Linked DNA regions of Homo sapiens: region 2 is linked to region 1. Evidence: chromatin loops called from intact Hi-C (ENCODE). Cell type or tissue: endothelial cell of umbilical vein. All regions are shown on one strand. Links, peaks and the distances in the headings refer to the core of each region. The heading gives the core; the rest is flanking DNA.

The links. A loop is a pair of places that touch in the nucleus more often than their neighbours do. Peaks named below come from ENCODE experiments on the same cell type or tissue, not always from the same donor. Only the 100,000 strongest peaks of a DNase experiment are listed, where the experiment ranks them.
Region 2: a loop joins it to region 1, with 13 times the contacts of the local background. A loop is called at or near these places in 33 of 110 quality-filtered maps.

What each region holds. Positions count from the first base shown.
Region 1 is chr1:25,603,284-25,612,488 of GRCh38, reverse strand. No RefSeq gene overlaps it. Among named protein-coding and RNA genes, the nearest start is that of MAN1C1, 8.9 kb to the left of the region's middle. In endothelial cell of umbilical vein, for the core only: a CTCF peak has its summit at 3,732 (motif pointing left); a DNase peak (open chromatin) is centred at 3,708; H3K27me3 peaks cover 2,580 bases.
Region 2 is chr1:25,806,418-25,815,622 of GRCh38, reverse strand. It overlaps SELENON (selenoprotein N), which reads right to left. Exons shown (of 12, transcript NM_206926.2): 4 at 6,834-7,043; 5 at 6,473-6,597; 6 at 5,803-5,940; 7 at 4,088-4,169; 8 at 3,744-3,932; 9 at 2,831-2,936; 10 at 1,630-1,742; 11 at 1,445-1,546; 12 at 1-75. Among named protein-coding and RNA genes, the nearest start is that of MTFR1L, 8.9 kb to the left of the region's middle. RefSeq lists an enhancer at 4,122-4,996. In endothelial cell of umbilical vein, for the core only: a CTCF peak has its summit at 4,590; a DNase peak (open chromatin) is centred at 4,572.

The sequences.
Region 1 (9,205 bases), core at 416-8,415:
CTCATTGGGAGGATTATATAAGTTCATTCAGTCATTCAACAAGCAGGTACAAGGTGCCTGATGTATATACCCAACCCAAGGCAATACACTAAGCTTTAGGGATACAGTGGTGAGGAAAAACAGACACATTTCTCCTATCATGAAGCCTACAGTCTCATGGGGAAGATGAGTTTAAACAAATAACTTCCAAAGGAGTATGAGCTAAGATCAGAGAGAGGAAGGAGAGTGAAACATTGCCCTAAGAGCAGGCAACAGTGGACCTGGACCCAGGCTTCACTGGGTGGGCCAGGGGAGGCTCCCCCTGAGGATGAGTGCAGTTACCTAGCAGAAGGAGAGTGAGAATGCCCAGGCTGAGGGGGCAGCACAGGCAAAGTGCCTGGGTTGGAGGGAACATGGTGCTTTTGAGAATAGAAATCAGTAGGTCTGGAGTAGAGAAAGTGATGGAGAAAGACAAGAAGTGACACCGGATGAATTAGGGTAGGAGTGGGAAAGTGTAGGGGGAGGTGGGTGGGTAGGTTCAGATGAACACTTTTAAAGGTTACTCTAGCTACAGTGTGGAAGACAAAATGGAAGACAGGGGTGAATGAAGGGGGTACCTTTCAGAGGATATTGCAATAGTCTGTGCTAGACTATTTGGGGAGTGGGAGATGGATAGCACCACAGGATTCAAACCATATTTAGAAGCCAAAATTGACAGGATCAGGTGATGGCTTGAACTTGGGCAGTGATGGAGAGGGAGGTATCTCCAGGGTCTCTTATTGCCTGGTGGGGGTATTTGCTGAGATGGGAGCAGTGAACCAGGCTGTAAGGGATTCCCCTTCAGCTCCTTCACTGAGGAGGCAGCTGGGCAGTTGGTGCAGAATCTGAATCTCAAATGGTCATTAGTCTCATTTAGAATCGAAGACTAGAGATAAAGCCAAGCTTGAGCCAACGGATAATCATCAGGCAGCTTCCTTAATAGCCACCAGACAAATTTGGCACTGGGCAGAAGAGACACTGATGACTGTGGGAGGGGCTCCACCCCCGAGAGCACACCAAGTTAGTCTTGAGAGACAAAAGGCCCTCCAGCCATCCTGGGCTCACCCCAGCAGGCTGTGGGACCCAGTCAATACCTCACTGTGCAGTGGTGGTCAATTTCAGGGTCATAGAGCCAGGAACACCTGGCATGAGGCTTTTAAAATGACAGCGTAAAGGTTTTATTTTAACTCTTCTTACCCGAGACCCCGGTCCTGCAGCAGAAGCAGCAGTCAGCTGGGGCTTTGCCATGGGTCCTAGCACTGGGTGCTTAGTGGTTAGAGCAGGGGAGCAGGGGTTGTCCACTGGGGGCAGTTTTGCCCTTAGGGAATATTTGGTGATTTCTGGAGATAATTTAGATTGTTGTAACTGGGGGCAGAGTGCTACTGGCATCTAGTGGGTGGAGGTCAGAGATGCTACTGCACATACTGCAATGCACAGCACAGTCCCCTACAACAAAGAATTATCGGGCCCCAAATATCAATGGTGCAAAGGGTAAGAAACCCTGGCTCAGAGCCAAGGCTGAGGTCAGACAGGTTCGGGTCTGAAATCCTGGTTTTACCACACATTTGGCTGGTTGATCTTGGGCAACTTGTCTGACCTCTCTGAGCCTCAATTTCTCCATCTGTCAAAAGGGATTAATAGTGATACTCACCTCAGAAAGATGATGTGAGGATTAGATAAGATCACTGACTGTAAAGAGCTTGAGGCAAATGTTTACTCTTCCTTCGAGTGAGCAGATCTACTCCCAAAGCCAAGTCCTTAGTATGCTGGAGAAGGGAACACAGAGTGGTAAGAATGAGGACCCTGTAGCCACAGTGCCAGATCTAAGCCTGGACTCAGTCACCTACTAGCAGTGACACCTTGGGAAATTGCCCACTTTTTGAAGCCTGAGTTTCCTCATCTGTGAAATGAAGATGATCATAGTACCCACGAAGTAGGGTGGATATGAGGACTTAGGAGCTAATTTTTGTAAATAGCATAGTGTCTGGCACACAGCAGCACTCAATAAATATGAACTAATGTTACAAAAGACAAAAAGAATCAGCACTGCCTCATTTCCTAGTGGCAGGCAAGATAGCAACCCAAACTGCTATATTGTAACTCAACGCTTCCAGAGATGCTAGAATCTCAAATACTCTGTCCATGGCCCTATGAGAACTTTCACTTGTCAGACTGTACACACCGCTTTTCATTTCAGAAGACATGTTCCCTGTTTGGATGATAATAGTGGCTGTTTAGGAAGCCCTGTTGTGCTGAGCACTGCTCAGAGAAGCCCCTCCTCTCCGGGAGTTTCGAGATCATTCAGCCCAATGGTGGAATGTTGCAATTTAAGGATCAGAGCCTGTAAGTAACTTGCAGCTGGAGGCAGAGCAGACGCTGGCTAGCAGTACTTGAGAATCCCAGCTGATGCCGCTTCCACAAGCACAGGAAGGCATCAAGGTTCTTCTTGTTTCCATGGTCCCGGGTTATGTTTACCTCACTGACATTGTGAGGCTAAAATGAAATAATCCATTTTAATGTTTAAGCAGTGTGCCTGGCATATAGTAGGAACTAAATGTTAGCTATTATTATTTACAGTCCTGGCACTTTTTAAAGGGCATGTAAAATAAATATCTTTGATTATCATAAAAATACATTTCTAAAAGCTTACATCAAGCACCATAAAGCCAGAAATAAAACAGTCTCTTTAAAATGCAACCCTGACATAATTTCGTCACCTGGTTACCTTTGCTAATATCAAGGAGTTTTTGTTTGTGTGTGTCTGTTTTTTAAATGTCCATGAGTTGAGGCTCCAGGTTCTATGCAGGGTGTCAAAATATCTGCCCTTCTAGGGTTAGGATGGTAAGAAGGGCTGAAGGCATCAGGCAGGTGTTGCTGGGTGAACACCACCTGGACCATACAATCATGGGAAGTCCCCTTAAAACTTATCCCCTATGCCATTCAAGTTTTTTTCTAGAAGCAGGTCAATAAGCCAGAGTGGCAGAAGGGCATTGTGGTTGTAGCTTTGATTCTCATAAATCCACATTCGAATCCAAGTCTTGCCTCTTCAGGGACACGTAACCTTGGGCAAGTCTCCTCCTCTGAGCATTAGTTTCCTTAGCAGTGATGATAGTACTCAGTATGTTAAATGTTAGTGTTATTAAACGAAGTAAAGAATAGCAAGCTTAAGATTTGAGGTTGATATAGGAAAGAGAAGAAATATTGGGGTTTGAAGAAGAAGTCTCATGGGTTATCTTACTTGTTCCCAAGTCCCACTTCTGCCACTTGATTGGGTGACCTGGGGAGGTCACTCATCTGTCTTAGATCAGTTTCTTCATCTGCAAAGAGGCCCATAATACCTTAAATGAGATGACCCCCGGGCAAGCACTTTGTTAGTAATAAAGCCAAAAAGTCATATTCATTATAGCTGTGATCCCTTTTCAGAAAGAACTGTCAACATTCCACAAATATTTATTGTACCTCACACATGATATAAAAAAAAATTAAACATAACCTAATATTTAAAGTTTTAAATTAAAAATTCTAAACATACTATATTTCTTATTTTATTCCGTTCTACGTTTTAAAAATTATTCTATTCTATGTATTTTAAAGAAATAAAAAAGCTGCACGGAGCTAGTCATTTTGCCCTGTTCGCCAAATAGTTCCAGATCGCTGCCTTTGGGGCACTTGGTGAGATTGCCCCGCCCCCTTGTGGTTGAGTGGAGCCGTGTGACTAGCTGTGGCCAATAAGCTGTGAGCAGAAATGACAACTGTCACTTCGAGTCCCAAGCATTTAATTGAGGGTGCCATATCCTCTAGAGCTGCGACTGTCCCACTAGCAGGGCGACTGACAGTGATGAGATGGCAGCTGCACCCTCCGCCAGGGCCCCGGTGACCAGCAGAGCCTTCTGAGGATCCGCACTGGCTGCACCGGCATGGGGCTTAAATGAGAGATTAATGTGTGTGGTGTAGACTTCTGAGTTTTGGAGCCACTGAATTTTTAACTTTTCAAAAGTTTTTTTTTAAGGTAAAACTAATTTTAATAATATATTTTATTTAATCCCATACATCCAAAAGATTATCATTTCCATTTTTTTTTTTTTTTTTTTTTTTTTTTTTTTGGAGTCAGAGTCTCACTCTCACCCAGGCTGGAGTGCAGTGGTGCGATCTTGGCTCACTGCAGCCTCCGCCTCCCGGGTTCAAGCGATTCTCCTGCCTCAGCCTCCTGAGTAGCTGGGACTACAGGTGCACGCTGCCACGCCCGGCTAATTTTTTGTATTTTAGTAGAGATGGGGTTTCACCATATTGCCCAAGCTGGTCTCAAACTCCTGAGCTCAGACAATCCACCCGCCTCGGCCTCCCAAAGTGCTGGGATTACAGGCGTGTGCCACTGTGTCCAGCCAAATCTTTTTTTTTTTTTTTTTTTGGTAAATCCTTCGTGAGGCCAGGCGCAGTGGCTTATGCCTGTAATCCCAGCACTTTGGGAGGCCCAGGCAGGTAGATCACTTGAGGTCAGGAGCTCGAGACCAGCCTGGCCAACATGGAGAAACCCCATCTCTACTAAAAATACAAAAATTAGCCAGGCCTGGTAGCACAAACCTGTAGTCCCAGCTATGCGGGTGGCTGAGGCAGGAGAATCTCTTGAACCCAGGAGGCGGAAGTTGCAGTGAGCTGAGATCATGCCACTGCACTCCAGCCTGGGCAACAGAGCGAGACTCCATCTCAAAAAAAAAAAAATCCTTCATGAGAAAAGTTATATTCTTTTTTACATACCAAGTCTTACAATCTACAGTGGGTTTTACATTTATAGCCCATCGCAATTCAGGCGAGCCACATTTCCAGTGCACTGCAAGCCCCAGTGGCTTATGGCTGGTTCCTATGGACAGCTGTGCTGTCCAGCAACTTATCATCCCCTAAAACTGAAACTCTGTACTCATTAAACACTAACTCCGCATTCTTCCCATCGCCCAGCCCCTGGTAACCACTATTCTACTTTCTGTTTCTATGAATTTGACTACTTTAAGCACCTCATATAAGTGGAATCATACAGTATTTGTCTTTTTGTGACTGTCTCACTTCACTTAGCGCAGTGTCCTCACAGTTCATCCATTTGGTAGCATGTGACAGAACTTTCTTCCCATTTAAGGCTGAATAATATTCCATCGTGTGTATCTGCCACATTTTCCCTGTCCATTCATCCATCGATGCACACTTGGTTTGCTTCTATGTTTTCGTTATTGTGAATATGCTGCTATGAATATGAGTATGGGTATATAAATGTTGACTCGTTATGATATGTGTGTTGTTGTTGTTAAAATGGAATTGTACCATGCTCACTGCTTAGGCAGTCTGCTTTTTCTAATGTACCAATATGTCAGGAGCATTTCCATGAAATTAAATACTCTTCTACTTAATTGTTCTGAACAGCCAAATAGTACTTCTTATGTGGCTCTATGATTATTTATTTACCCAATCTGCTACCGTTAGACATTTAGGTCATTTCTAATTGTTAATTACATTTGACAAATAGTTTCTCCTTCTCATAATGCCTCATCTCTAACACAGCAGACAGTAGGAGGATACATTCAGATGGAAGACGGCGTGGTCACCCCAGGGCATCCACTGTCACCAGGGTTTTGCCACAGAAGACCCAATATCTTTGTAGCTGTGGAGGGCATAACCTTCTCTGGGCATTGCAAGGAGAGCTGTGCACAGCTGTGCAAAGAGTGTTGGAGTCACGGGGCCGTGAGCAGTTCTGGGTCCTGCCACATTCAAGCCCTCAGACATCCACTCTGAGCCTGTTTTCTTATTTGGAAAATGAGGATAATGATACTGGCCCCTTGGCATTTTTTTATTTTTTAAATTGACAAATACAACTTGTATACATTTATGGTGTACAGCACGATGTTTTGACATCTATGCACATTGTGGAATGGCTAAATCAAGCTAATTTATATATGCATTATCTCACCTATTTATGGAGAGAACACTTAAAGTCTCCTCTCAGCAGTTTTCAAGTATATAATACATAGCTATTAACTATAGACACCAGGTTGTACAATCGATCCTTGAACTTATTTTTCCTGTCTAAGTGAAATTTTGTATTCTTTGACCAACATCTTCCAATCCTCTCCCCTCCTCGCCCCTGATAACCACCATGCTGCTTTCTGCTTCTATGAGTTTGACTTTTTTAGATTTCAGTTTTCAGTGAAATCACACAGTATTTGTCTTTCTGTGTCTGGCTTATTTCACTTAACAATGTCCTCCAGGCTCATTTTCTTTATCCGTTCATTTGTTGATGGACACTTAGGTTGATTCTGCATCCTTGGCTATTTGAATAATACTGCAACAAAATGGGAGTACAGATATCTCTTGGACTGACTTGATTTCATTTCCTTTGGATACATACCTAGTAGTGAGATTGTGGGATCATATAGTAGTTCTATTTTTAGTTTTTTGAGGAACTTCCATACTGTTTTCCCTAATGGCTATTTTTTTTTAAGTCAGAGTCTCACTCTTGCCCAGGCTGGAGTGCAGAGGTGCAATCTCAGCTCACTACAACCTTTGCCTCCCAGGTTCAAGCGATTCCCCTGCCTCAGCCTCCTGAGTAGCTGGGACTACAGGCATGCACTACCATGCCTGCCTAATTTGTGTATTTTTAGTAGAGACGGGGGTTTCACCATATTGGCCAGGCTGGTCTCAAACTCCTGACCAGCCCATAATGGCTATTCTAATTTACACTCCCACCAACAGTGTATAGGTTTCCTTTTTTCCACATCCTTGCCAACACTTGGTATCTTCTGTCTTTTTTATAACAGCCATTCTAACAGGTATTAGGTGATATCTTGTGGTTTTAATTTGCATTTCTCTGATGATCAGTGATGCATTTTTTCATATACCTGTTGTCCATTCATATGTCTTTTTTTGAGAAATGTCTATTCAAGTCCTTTGCCCATTTTTTAATTGAGTCATTTGTTTCCTTGCTATTAAGTTGAGTCACTTATATATTTTGGATGTTAACCCCTTATCAGATGCATAGTTTGCGAATAATTTCTCCAATTCCATTGGTTCTGTCTTTACTGTGTTGATTGTTTCTTTTACTGTGCAAAAGCTATCTAGTTTGATGTAGTCCCATTTGTCTATTTTTGCTTTTGTTGCCTATGCTTTTGGGATCATATCCAAAAAACCATCACCCAGACTGTCACGGAGCTTTCCCCCTATGTTTTCTTCTAGTAGTTTTCTTCTAGTGTTGAAGTCTTTCATCAATTTTGAGTTGATTTTGATGTAAGAGAAGGGTCCAATTTCATTCTTCCACATGTGGATATCCAGTTTCCCCAACACCATTTCTTGGAGAGGCTATCTTTTCCCCATTGTGCATTCTTGGCCCCTTGATGTTGTTGTGGAGGTTAAGTTAGACTGACTGTGAATTCTGTTAAGGAAGTTAGGCTGAGCACACAGACAGAGCTCTGCCTTCTCCCGATGCTCCACTAAACTCGAAGGCAAAAAGGATTATTTATTTATTTATTTATTTATTATTTATTTATTATTATTTTTTAATTGATCATTCTTGGGTGTTTCTCGCAGAGGGGGTTTTGGCAGGGTCACAGGACAATAGTGGAGGGAAGGTCAGCAGATAAACAAGTGAACAAAGGTCTCTGGTTTTCCTAGGCAGAGGACCCTGCGGCCTTGTGTCCCTGGGTACTTGAGATTAGGGAGTGGTGATGACTCTTAAGGAGCATGCTGCCTTCAAGCACCTGTTTAACAAAGCACATCTTGCACCGCCCTTAATCCATTCAAACCTGAGTGGACACAGCACATGTTTCAGAGAGCACAGGGTTGGGGGTAAAGTCACAGATCAACAGGATCCCAAGACAGAAGAATTTTTCTTAGTACAGAACAAAATGAAAAGTCTCCCATGTCTACCTCTTTCTACACAGACACGGCAACCATCCGATTTCTCAATCTTTTCCCCACCTTTCCCCCCTTTCTATTCCACAAAACCGCCATTGTCATCATGGCCCGTTCTCAATGAGCTGTTGGGTACACCTCCCAGACGGGGTGGTGGCCGGGCAGAGGGGCTCCTCACTTCCCAGTAGGGGCGGCCGGGCAGAGGTGCCCCTCACCTCCCAGACGGGGCGGCTGGCCGGGCAGGGGGCTAACCCCCCACCTCCCTCCCGGACGGGGCGGCTGTCCGGGCGGGGGGCTGACCCCCCCACCTCCCTCCCGGACGGGGCGGCTGGCCGGGCGGGGGGCTGACCCCCCCACCTCCCTCCCGGACGGGGTGGCTGGCCGGGCAGAGGGGCTCCTCACTTCCCAGTAGGGGTGGCCGGGCAGAGGCGCCCCTCACCTCCCGGATGGGGCGGCTGGCCAGGCGGGGGGCTGACCCCCCCCACCTCCCTCCCGGACGGGGCGGCTGGCCTGGCGGGGGCTGACCCCCCCCACCTCCCTCCCGGACGGGGTGGCTGCCGGGCGGAGACGCTCCTCACTTCCCAGACGGGGCGGCTGCCGGGCAGAGGGACTCCTCACTTCCCAGACGGGGTGGTTGCCGGGCGGAGGGGCTCCTCAGTTCTCAGACGGGGCGGCCGGGCAAAGACGCTCCTCACATCCCAAACGGGGCGGCAGGGCAGAGGCACTCCCCACATCTCAGACGATGGGCGGCCGGGCAGAGACGCTCCTCACTTCCTAGATGGGATGGCGGCCGGGCAGAGACGCTCCTCACTTTCCAGACTGGGCAGCCAGGCAGAGGGGCTCCTCACATCCCAGACGATGGGCGGCCAGGCAGAGACGCTCCTCACTTCCCAGACGGGGTGGCGGCCAGGCAGAGGCTGCAATCTCGGCACTTTGGGAGGCCAAGGCAGGCAGCTGGGAGGTGGAGGTTGTAGCCAGCCAAGATCACGCCACTGCACTCCAGCCTGGGCACCATTGAGCACTGAGTGAACGAGACTCCGTCTGCAATCCCGGCACCTCGGGAGGCCGAGGCTGGCGGATCACTCGTGGTTAGGAGCTGCAGACCAGCCCAGCCAACACAGCGAAACCCCGTCTCCACCAAAAAAATACGAAAACCAGTCAGGCGTGGCGGCGCGCACCTGCAGTCGTAGGCACTTGGCAGGCTGAGGCAGGAGAATCAGGCAGGGAGGTTGCAGTGAGCCGAGATGGCAGCAGTACAGTCCAGCTTCGGCTCGGCATCAGAGGGAGACCGTGGAAA
Region 2 (9,205 bases), core at 611-8,610, 200 kb before region 1:
GAAGAGATTGCTCTCGATTTCCTCGGGCTTCACGGAGGTGATGTCCAAGAAGTAGTTGGCATTGATGTGATGGACCTGGGAGAAGGGCCGGGTGAGGCAAGTGGGGCGGAGGGGGGCCCCCAGGCTCCCTGTGCCCTCTCTTCTATGGGGAGAAGCAGGGATGCTATCAGGCCTTGACTGTCCTTGTCTGAGGTGGATGGTGGGCAGGCAGTGCTGCCGTAAGCCCTCGCCAGCACCCGACACCATCTCATCACCCTGTGTCTGACGAGGGGGCTCCTCCCTGCCTTGCCTACCAAGTGAAAACCCAACACCTTCCAACATCACCTCTTCTACTAGCCCTCTGCCCCCGCCCCCCGAAATGACCCCTCTCCTCTGTTCCTGTGACCCCGGACTCCCATCCTGAACTCCGTGCTCCCTTCTCTCACTGCAGCCTCACATTCAATGGGCCTCTCCTTTGGCCTCTCGCTCCAGAGACTGAGCTCCTTCAGCACGGGGCTGTGTCTTTATCTTTGTGCCTGGCACACAGTAGGTGCCCAGTAGATGAACAAATGAATGAATCAGCATTCAATCAACATTCATATGAATGGGAGGCCTGGTTCTCCCAACCAGGCCCAGCCTCATCCAGTTCCCCGACACCATCTCATCACCCTTGCGCCTGGGACAGCAGATGCCTTCCGCCTGGTGCCCTTTCCTTTACACCAAACCCTCACTGGACACCTCTCCCGTGACAGCCCCTGCTCCTGAACTGCTCCCATCCTAAGATCCTGAGGAAGCCGGCCCCCTCCTACAGCCCTGGGTCCCACACTAACCATGCCTTGGGACTTAAAGGATGAGGGGTCGCTTTGATCAGAAGAGCTGGAGATCTGAGGCTCAAGGGCAGGCCTCGGTTCAAAGCCAGCTGCACTTAATTGACTGCAACATTTGTCCAGTCTCTCAACTTTCTGGGCCTCCTTGTTTATAAAATGGGTATTCATGACCATCCATCTCCCAAAGCTGCTGTGAGGCCCCAGTGAGAAGACTTGCTGAGTGCTAGGTAAGGGGCCCTTAGGGAGAGGTGGGGTCTTGAATCTTGGCTCAGGGCCCTCTCCTGGTCTCTGTCACAAGGCCTGGCTCCTCCCTCCCCTTCCATCCCAGGACTGGCCGCCATGGTCCAAGGTGAGCCTTCCCTTCCAGGCTGTGTTTCTAGGGAGGCGCTGACTCTGCCTCAGGACTATGCTCACTGCTGCGCAGCCCCCGATGACCAACACCTGCATCACGATTCCTGTTTCTACACGGGGACAACGGAGGCTTAGACTGGGTAAGAGACCAGCTTGAGGCTTTGCAGCCAGGAAGTGGCAGGGACAGTCCCGAAGCCTGATGAAGTCTGCACATCCACGCCTCCTGCTGGTTGCTCCCGGGGCCCCGAGGTGCCTGGGCCCTGTGGGGTCTGAGTGGGGGTGCCTACCACGGTGCCATTGGGCAGGCAGATCATCATCTCCACGGGGAAGCTGTACTTCTCCAGGTGCAGGCCAGCCAGCTTCTGGTGGGACGAGTTCTCCTGGTTGTTCTGTGGGGACAGTTGCACACTCCTGATGCCGCGGCCCCCACCACTGTTCCGGACGCTCCTGTTCCTGCCACCTGCCCGCTCACCTGCAGTTCCTCCAGCTCCTTCACCAGGGACCAGGTGCTGATGAAGCTCTCGTTGAGCAGGGTGAGGATGGGCGAACTTTCCAGGACAGTCTCCCGGAGAGTCCGCCCTGAACCTGTTCAGGAAGACAGAAGGGTGAGGCGCCCCCACATCTTGCTGGGGTGCAATCTTGCTTTGGGGAGACCTCACGGGCTGCAGGACAGTCTCTGCACCCAAGTGAAATAACAGATTCAAAGAGCCTGAGGTAGAGTAGGTGCTGAATAAATGATAGTTGGAATTAACATCAATAATATACCAGCATCCTGGGCTGAGATTAGGGTTAGGGGTTCTACCTGGCCCTGGGGACTTGCAGACAGTGACAGCTTCTTAAATCCAATGAACGCTCTGTGTCCCAGGGCCTTCACACAGGCTGTTCCTCTACCTGGAACACTCCATCCGGTCACTTGAGAAACTCCTACTCATCCTTCAAAGTCTCAGCGTAAATATCACTGTCTTCACAAAGCCTTCCCTGACCCCCAGTTATACACTCTGGTGCCACTCTGGACTGTCCCCTGTAGAACACTCACCGTGCTTGTACTGACTCATTTGGTGTCTGCCTTTGCACTGTGTCTCCCCCTTTGAGGGCAGGGACCCCTTCTGCCTTCCTCACTGTGGGACGCAAGCACCCAGCCCACTGCTGCACTGACGGTTGACGGGGTGAGGGTGGGGCACTGTTTTGTTCATCTTTGTGCCCACTGCCAGACACCCAAAGGACGTTGCATCTAGGGGGCCTCTGGTGAATTTCCTGAATCAATTAACACAAGCCCAGCCTCTGGCCCGATTTTTTCTCTTACACGTATATAACACTTTACAGTGTATGCGGCACTTTCACCTCCATGTCCACAGCTATGAGAGGTAAGTGTGTTATCCCCTCTTACTATTGAGAAAACTGAGGCTCACAGAGGGGAAGACACTTGGTCAAGGTTACCAAGCTGACAATGGCTGAGTTTGAACCCAGTCTGCCAGGGCCCTTTCTTCAGCATCTGGTAGCTCCCTCTGGGCTCAGCACAGAAACCCCCAAGCCCTCACCCCACGCCCCTACCATGGGCAGTCCCTGAGGCCCTCACAACTCAACAGAAGAGTCCCATTGGTCTCAGAGCCTCTGGTACCCCACAAGGTGTGGACTTTCCCACTGCTCCCCTTAGATCCAGCCGGGCCCCTCACCTCAGCAGGACTGGTCATCCAGGGCCCCCCACAGCAGGATTGAGTGCACCAGCTTGTTCTCAGCCTTGGCTCGGTCGAAGGCCTCAGTGAACGGCAAGTAGGAGACCTGGGGCCACACCGAGACAGAGCGAAGCCATCATCAAAGCGGCCAGGGTCCCACTCGGGCTGAGTCTGTAGTGTGTGCAAGTGTGTGTGTGTGTGTGTGTGTGTGTGTGTGTGTGTGTGTGTTTGTGTGTAGGCATATATATTTGTGTGTATGTCTGTGTATATGTACATTTGTATGTGTATATATGTTTGTGTATGTTTGTATATGTGTGTATGTGTGTGTGTATATATATGTTAGTGTGTGTGTTTGTATGTGTGTGAAGTGGGTGCTACTAAGCCAGGGGATGGATGTCTCCTCCAAGTTCTATTTATTATTATTATTTTCATTTATTTTTTATTTTGAGATGGAGTCTCACTCTGTTGCCCAGGCTGGAGTGCAGTGGCGCAATCATAGCTCATTGCAGCCTTGAACTCCTGGGCTCAAACAGTCCTCCTGCCTCAGCCTCCCCAAAGCTTTGGTACTACAGGTGCGTGCTACCACCACCCCCAGGTAATTAAAAAAATTCTTTTGTAGATATGGGGTCTCGCTATGTTGCCCAGATTGCTCTTGAACTCCTGGCCACAAGTGATTCTCTGCCTCAGCCTCCCAAAGTTTTGGATTATAGGCATGAGCCATTGCACCTGGCCTCTTCCTCCAAGTTCTGAATGGCAGCGGGGAGGCCCCGCTGGCACAGCTGGGCCCAACAGTGAGACAGCCTCAGTAGCAAGCCCTGCACACATACCAGCGTCTGTGCCCAGCTGCTGCTCCACAGCTCCCAGCCTCTGCCCATGCAGCCTGACCCTGGCCTTCACCCCTGCCCAGCCTCACCTTCTTGAAGGGGTACATGGCCACCTCCAGGCGCCGGGCAGCCTCCTCCCAGCTCAGCTCCTGCTGCCACTTGATCTCCTCAAACACAAACTGCAGGGGCTCCCCTGAAGGCAGGTGGCTGTCGATCATGCTGCCATCCTCATCCAGGATCACGGAGGGCACAGAGGGGCCCGTGGCCTCCAGCTCCATCTGGGCCAGAGGTCAGTGGTAGGGGGAAGGCTCAGAGATGGGCAAGAATCCTCAGGGGCTCCCCTAGAGACCCTCCAAAATGCTCCACTCATTGCAGAGGGAGGGCGGGGCCCTGCAGCCGAGCCCACCTGGATGGGAGCCTCCTGTGCGCTCACCTGGGGTATGTAGCCGATGTCCACCTCCATGTTGCTGCTTTCACTGGCCCCGTAAAGCCACTCCATGTCCACATTCAGAGACCTGGGATGGCCAGGGCAGAGTGACACCATCATCAAAGCCCATTATCTGTGTCACACTTTATCTCACATAATACCTGCAACTGTCTCCACTTTCCAGATGAGGACACTGAGGTTTCTCAAGGTGAACACCTGCTCTCAGAGCCACTGGGATTCTGGCTGCAGAGCCCTGGCCCTCTTCCCCACCAGGCTGCCCCTTCCTAAGGCACTGGAGCCACTTCACCATCCGCCAGCCCTGCCCCTCGCAATTCACAAAGGGCCTGCACAGCCATGGCCCGTGTACTCTCCAGGACCCTTTGAAGCAGAGAGATGGCCAGTGCCTCAAGGCGGGTCACAGGGTGGGGCAGGAATGAAAACGAGCACCGTGGTCCCTGCACAGGCCTCTGGCGGGCAGCAGGAAATCTGAGCCGAGCAGTGCAATCTGCAGATCCGCCGCACGAGGGAGCCCCAGCACTGGCAAACCACCACCTCCGCAGCAGGGGGCACAGAGGGCAGAGCTAGGTAACCCCCGGGGGTCAGCAGTCCCTGGTGCCTGGTCCTCAGACATGAGCCCAGGAACAGCTGGTCCTGGAGCTGGCCACTGCCTCTCTCCTCCTGTCCCATACAGTCCAGGCCCCCTCCTCAACAACCCTGCGATGGAGGCAGGTGTGCCCAGCCCTAGGTGAGCAGATGGAGGGCTTGTGCCCTCCTCTTCCTTTTCCCTTTGACCGGGAAGCCCCTGCCCTTCCCACTCTGGGGAGGGAGGGAAGCCACCCCCACTCCTAGGGGCAATTTTCTCTTCCCATGTTATCCCGACCATCCTCTCACGCCTGCCCTGTGGGTGAAGTAGGCCAGGAGTCAGTCTCCCATCCGGCAGATGAGGAAACAGGCCTACAGAGGGCCAGGGCCTTGCCCACAGCCACACAGCCAATGGGTTCCACAGCAGAGACTTAACTGCAGACCTCCTGGCTCCCAGCCAGGTCTCATCCCTGTAGAGCGGTCACTCAGGCCCACTCGGTGGCCACTTGCTATCAGTTAGGAATCTGGACAAACTTGAAGCCAGGGCCTCCGGGGTCCTCTACTCTGCTGACAGGTGGCCAGCCCTGAGGAGGTGAGGCAAGCAGGTGGCTGGTGTAGCACCGTCCCGGAAGCCCCTCTGGGGCTCTGCAGCAGTGGAGGGCCTGCCCTTGGCCTTTGGATGTGCTGTTCCTCTGCCCAGCAAAACCCTCAGAGCCCTGATCTCTGCTGAGATGACCTTTTTCTTCTGGGAAGCCTTCCTGGACCCCACAGCTGGGTCCCTGCCTAGCTGCTGGCCTTCCTCTTGGTGGCGTGCACAGGCTGCGGTTACAGCTCTGCCTGGGGCCTGTCAGCAGTATGAGGGCGGGGAGGCCCAGCTTCAGGAAGGGTCTGCGGACTGCTGCACTGGGTCCCAGGCACAGAGGTGGAGGGCCAGGCCACGGGTGCCTGGGAAGAGCTGGTGGGTGATCAGCTCATTCTCTTGCCTGCCTCATGCCGCCTCCTGCCACGTCAGCCCCATGAGATGGGCTCTGGGGAGCAAAGGAAGGGGCAGAGACAGAAGAGGCCCCTAGGCTCCTGGAGCTGGGGAGCAGGACAAGCTGTAGGAGGGAGCCAAGGCTGGGCCAGGGTCAAGCTCCCACCTGTGGTTGGGCACGAAGAGCCGGAAGTCGCGGACGTGGGTGGCGTCTTTGGAGAGGATGATGTGGCCGGTGAACTGAGCAGGGGAGAACCAAAAGGGGAAGTCGGGCGGCTCACTGAGCTGGAACTCGGCATGGATCCTGTGGGGAAGGGGATCTGCTGCACCAGAGCTGCCCACCTTCTCCCCAGGAGCCCGGGAAGCCTTGGCCAGAATCATCAGGGAGAGGAGGCTGAGTGTGGGGGTGGAGGTGGATGGGCCAGTGGGCAGCAGCGAGGCTCTCCAAATGCTGCTCATCCTTCGAGGCCCGGGTCACATGCCCCTCCTCTGGAAGCCCTGCCTGGACCCCCTCCCCCAGCCTTCACAGCTTCTGGAGGGCATGTGTGACTGGGTGTCCTTCCCACTTCTGTGTGGATGGCACAACCATGGCTACCAGCCCCGTGCCAAGCAAGTTCCACAACTTTTCTTTCTGAACCCTCACGTGCCTTACGAGGAAGTCATCAGCACCCGGATCCACAGGTGAGAAAACTGAGGCTCAGAGAGCCAAAGCTGCTTGCCCAAGACGGCAGTGGGAGGAGAGGTGGAGCTGGGGGGCTCAAGCTGGGCCCTCCCCTCTGGGCGCTGTACCGTCATGCCTCCCCGGTGCTCCAGGCCAGCCAGTGTGGCCCACTCACCGGAACATCACAGTGTAGTAGAAGTCGCTGATGGCAGTCAGGCAGGCCACAGCTCCCTGAGGGGCAAAGCGGGTCTTCACAAAGGGCCGAGGGTGGAACATGCTCAGGAGCCGGTGGATGATGACCTGGGGGCGGCGGGAGGCACGTACTGGCTTGCTGGGTCCCGCTGGGCCTGGATCCGCTGGGGTGGGGGTCAGCCCAGACCCGACGGCCCAGGGGCCCCATGGGGAGGGGGCAGGTCCAGAGGAAGGCAGGAGAGCAGGTGGAGCAGGCCTGGCACTGGGGTCCAGGCGCAGACAGAGGGGTGGCCACTCCTGGGCTCGGGCGGAGGGGCCCCACGTCGCACCCCAGCTGTCCTCACCTCCTTGCCCTTGGGCGGCGGTGGATAGAAGCGGTTGTTGGACAGGTAGCCAGTGAACATGCTCAGCTCACTGGGGATGATCCACCAGGGCTCACCCAGCTCCTGGCCTGGCGGGGGAAGGAAGGGCTGGAAGTGGCGGGTGGCAAACACTGCACTTGGTGAGGCGGCGGCTGTCCAGTTTCGGAGGCCGGACAGGGCGAGGCGGGAGACCTGGGGCGGGGGAAAGCAAAGCTCCAGGAATCTGAGAACCTGACTCCGGGGTCTCCTGTACCATGTGGGTGGAGGTCTCCCTCAAGCCCCGAGCCAGCCCACACCAAGGGAGCAGATGGACCCCAGGGAGGTTCCTGCCCTTATGATGGCCACAAGCTTAGCAATATCCCGCCAGAGAGAGGCTCCTCTCCCTGCTGCAGTGCCTCTGCAGCCCACCCAGGCACAGCCCACCCAGGCACAGCCCACCCAGGCACAGCCCACCCAGGCACAGCCCACCCAGGCGCAGCCCAGGCCAGAGCAGCTCGCTCGAGGGCAAGGTTGGAATGGGGATGGTGGGGCTCTGTGCCTCACATAGTCCCACCTCCATCCTATGCATAAGCCCATGGGCCAGCCTTGGGTGCCACCACCCTGCCTGGCTTCCCTGGCCCTCCAGCAGCCCTACTCTCCCTCCCCAGTCTCCTCTCCAAGTCTCCTCCCAGGGACTAATGTCCCACTGGCCAGCTCAGGGTTTCGGTTTGGAGCTAAGTCCGATGAGGGTGGTGGCCAATCATGTTTGAGGTGAAATCTCTAGGGTCAAGAGCAGGATGAGACCACAGGGAAGGGGAAGGAAGGCCACCCCCAGAAGGGCCCTGCCTTAAGTACAGCCTGCCCCACCCTGGGCAAAAGGCCTTCCCTAAGCCCGAGTCCTCATCGGTGACCTGCCTCGCCTCTGTCTGACAAGCTGATGGCTCGGAGAGGACGCTCAGAGACCACAGAGCTGTCTACACGTCGGCCAGCATTTGGGGAACAGCAGATTCCCTCTTCTGTCGCCACCTCCCTGGCAGCAGGAGCTCAGGCTTGGTGGGAGGTAGGAGGAAAGCAGGCAGGGAGCTCCCACAGAGACAGATTTAACAGGCGGTTCTCAAGGCAGAGCTGGCTGTGCCGGGCCAGGCCGAGCCCGCCTTCCTGGGTCCTGCTTGTAGGCTTGCCACCCCCTGCAGGGGACCTGCCAGCGATGGGTGCTGGGCTTGCTGGGGCTCTGCTCGGGGGCCAGGGCTAGGGGTGCTGCTCCTGCCTCACCCCAGTTCTTGTTGTCTGTGCGGACTTATCTGCTCAGACCAGCCCATCACTGCCAAATCCATGGAGATGGGTTCCCCATCTCCTTTTGTGGAAGGTCAGACCGGTTTTGACCACTTCCTGGACTCCTGCCTATCTGCTGCACTGTCTCCTTGGCTGAGAAGAACACGTTTATTCATTTGTTCATTCCACAAAATGTTTTATGCACCTACTGTATAGGAAGTTTCTATCAGGGTACACTGTGCACCCTGTCTTCTTGGAGCTTATAGTGGGAGACGGCAAGTAAACAGGACCCAAAACGGGCAATGCCCTTCCCTGTGAGCTCCTCCTTGGAATTTCTGTCCCTCCCTGAACCTGCAGCGATGAGGTTAAGAAAGGGGCTCCCGGCCGGGCATGGTGGCTCACACCTGTAATCCCTATAATCCCTGTACGCCTATAATTCGGGAGGCCGAGGCAGGTGGATCACGAGGTCAGGAGATTGAAACCATCCTGGTCAACATGGTGAAACCCCGTCTCTACTAAAAATACAAAGAAATTAGCCGGGTGTGGTGGTGGGCACCTGTAGTCCCAGCTACTCGGGAGGCTGAAGCAGGAGAATAGCTTGAACCCGGGAGGCGGAGCTTGCAGTGAGCAGAGATCGCGCCACTGCACTCCAGCCTGGGCGACAGAGCGAGACTCCGTCCCAAAAAAAAAAAAAAAAAAAAGAAAGGGGCTCCCCAGCACTGCTTCCCTGGGCTGGGCCAGGTGGCAATTCCGCCACAGGTGCCAGCCTCAAGGTCATTCCCAAGTTTCTTTTGCCATGTGGCTGCCAGGCTCTAGAGTTGGGCACTGCCAAGGGGCTGCTGCTGGGCAGCAGACATCCAACATCCCCTGGGGACCTCAACTTCAACATGTGCAGACTGACCTCATTCTCTATCCCCTACTCCCTCCCCGCCTACAGTCCCCATCTGGGCAAGCAGCCCACCATGCCCCTGGTCACAGCCAGAAGCCTGAGTCATCCAACTCCTGCCCACCCACTGTCCATGAGGAGCCGCTCCCTGCCCTTCCTTCCCCAGCATCCTCCAGGCTGCCCTTACTCTCCATCTCCTCCGTCTCCCCTCCAGAAC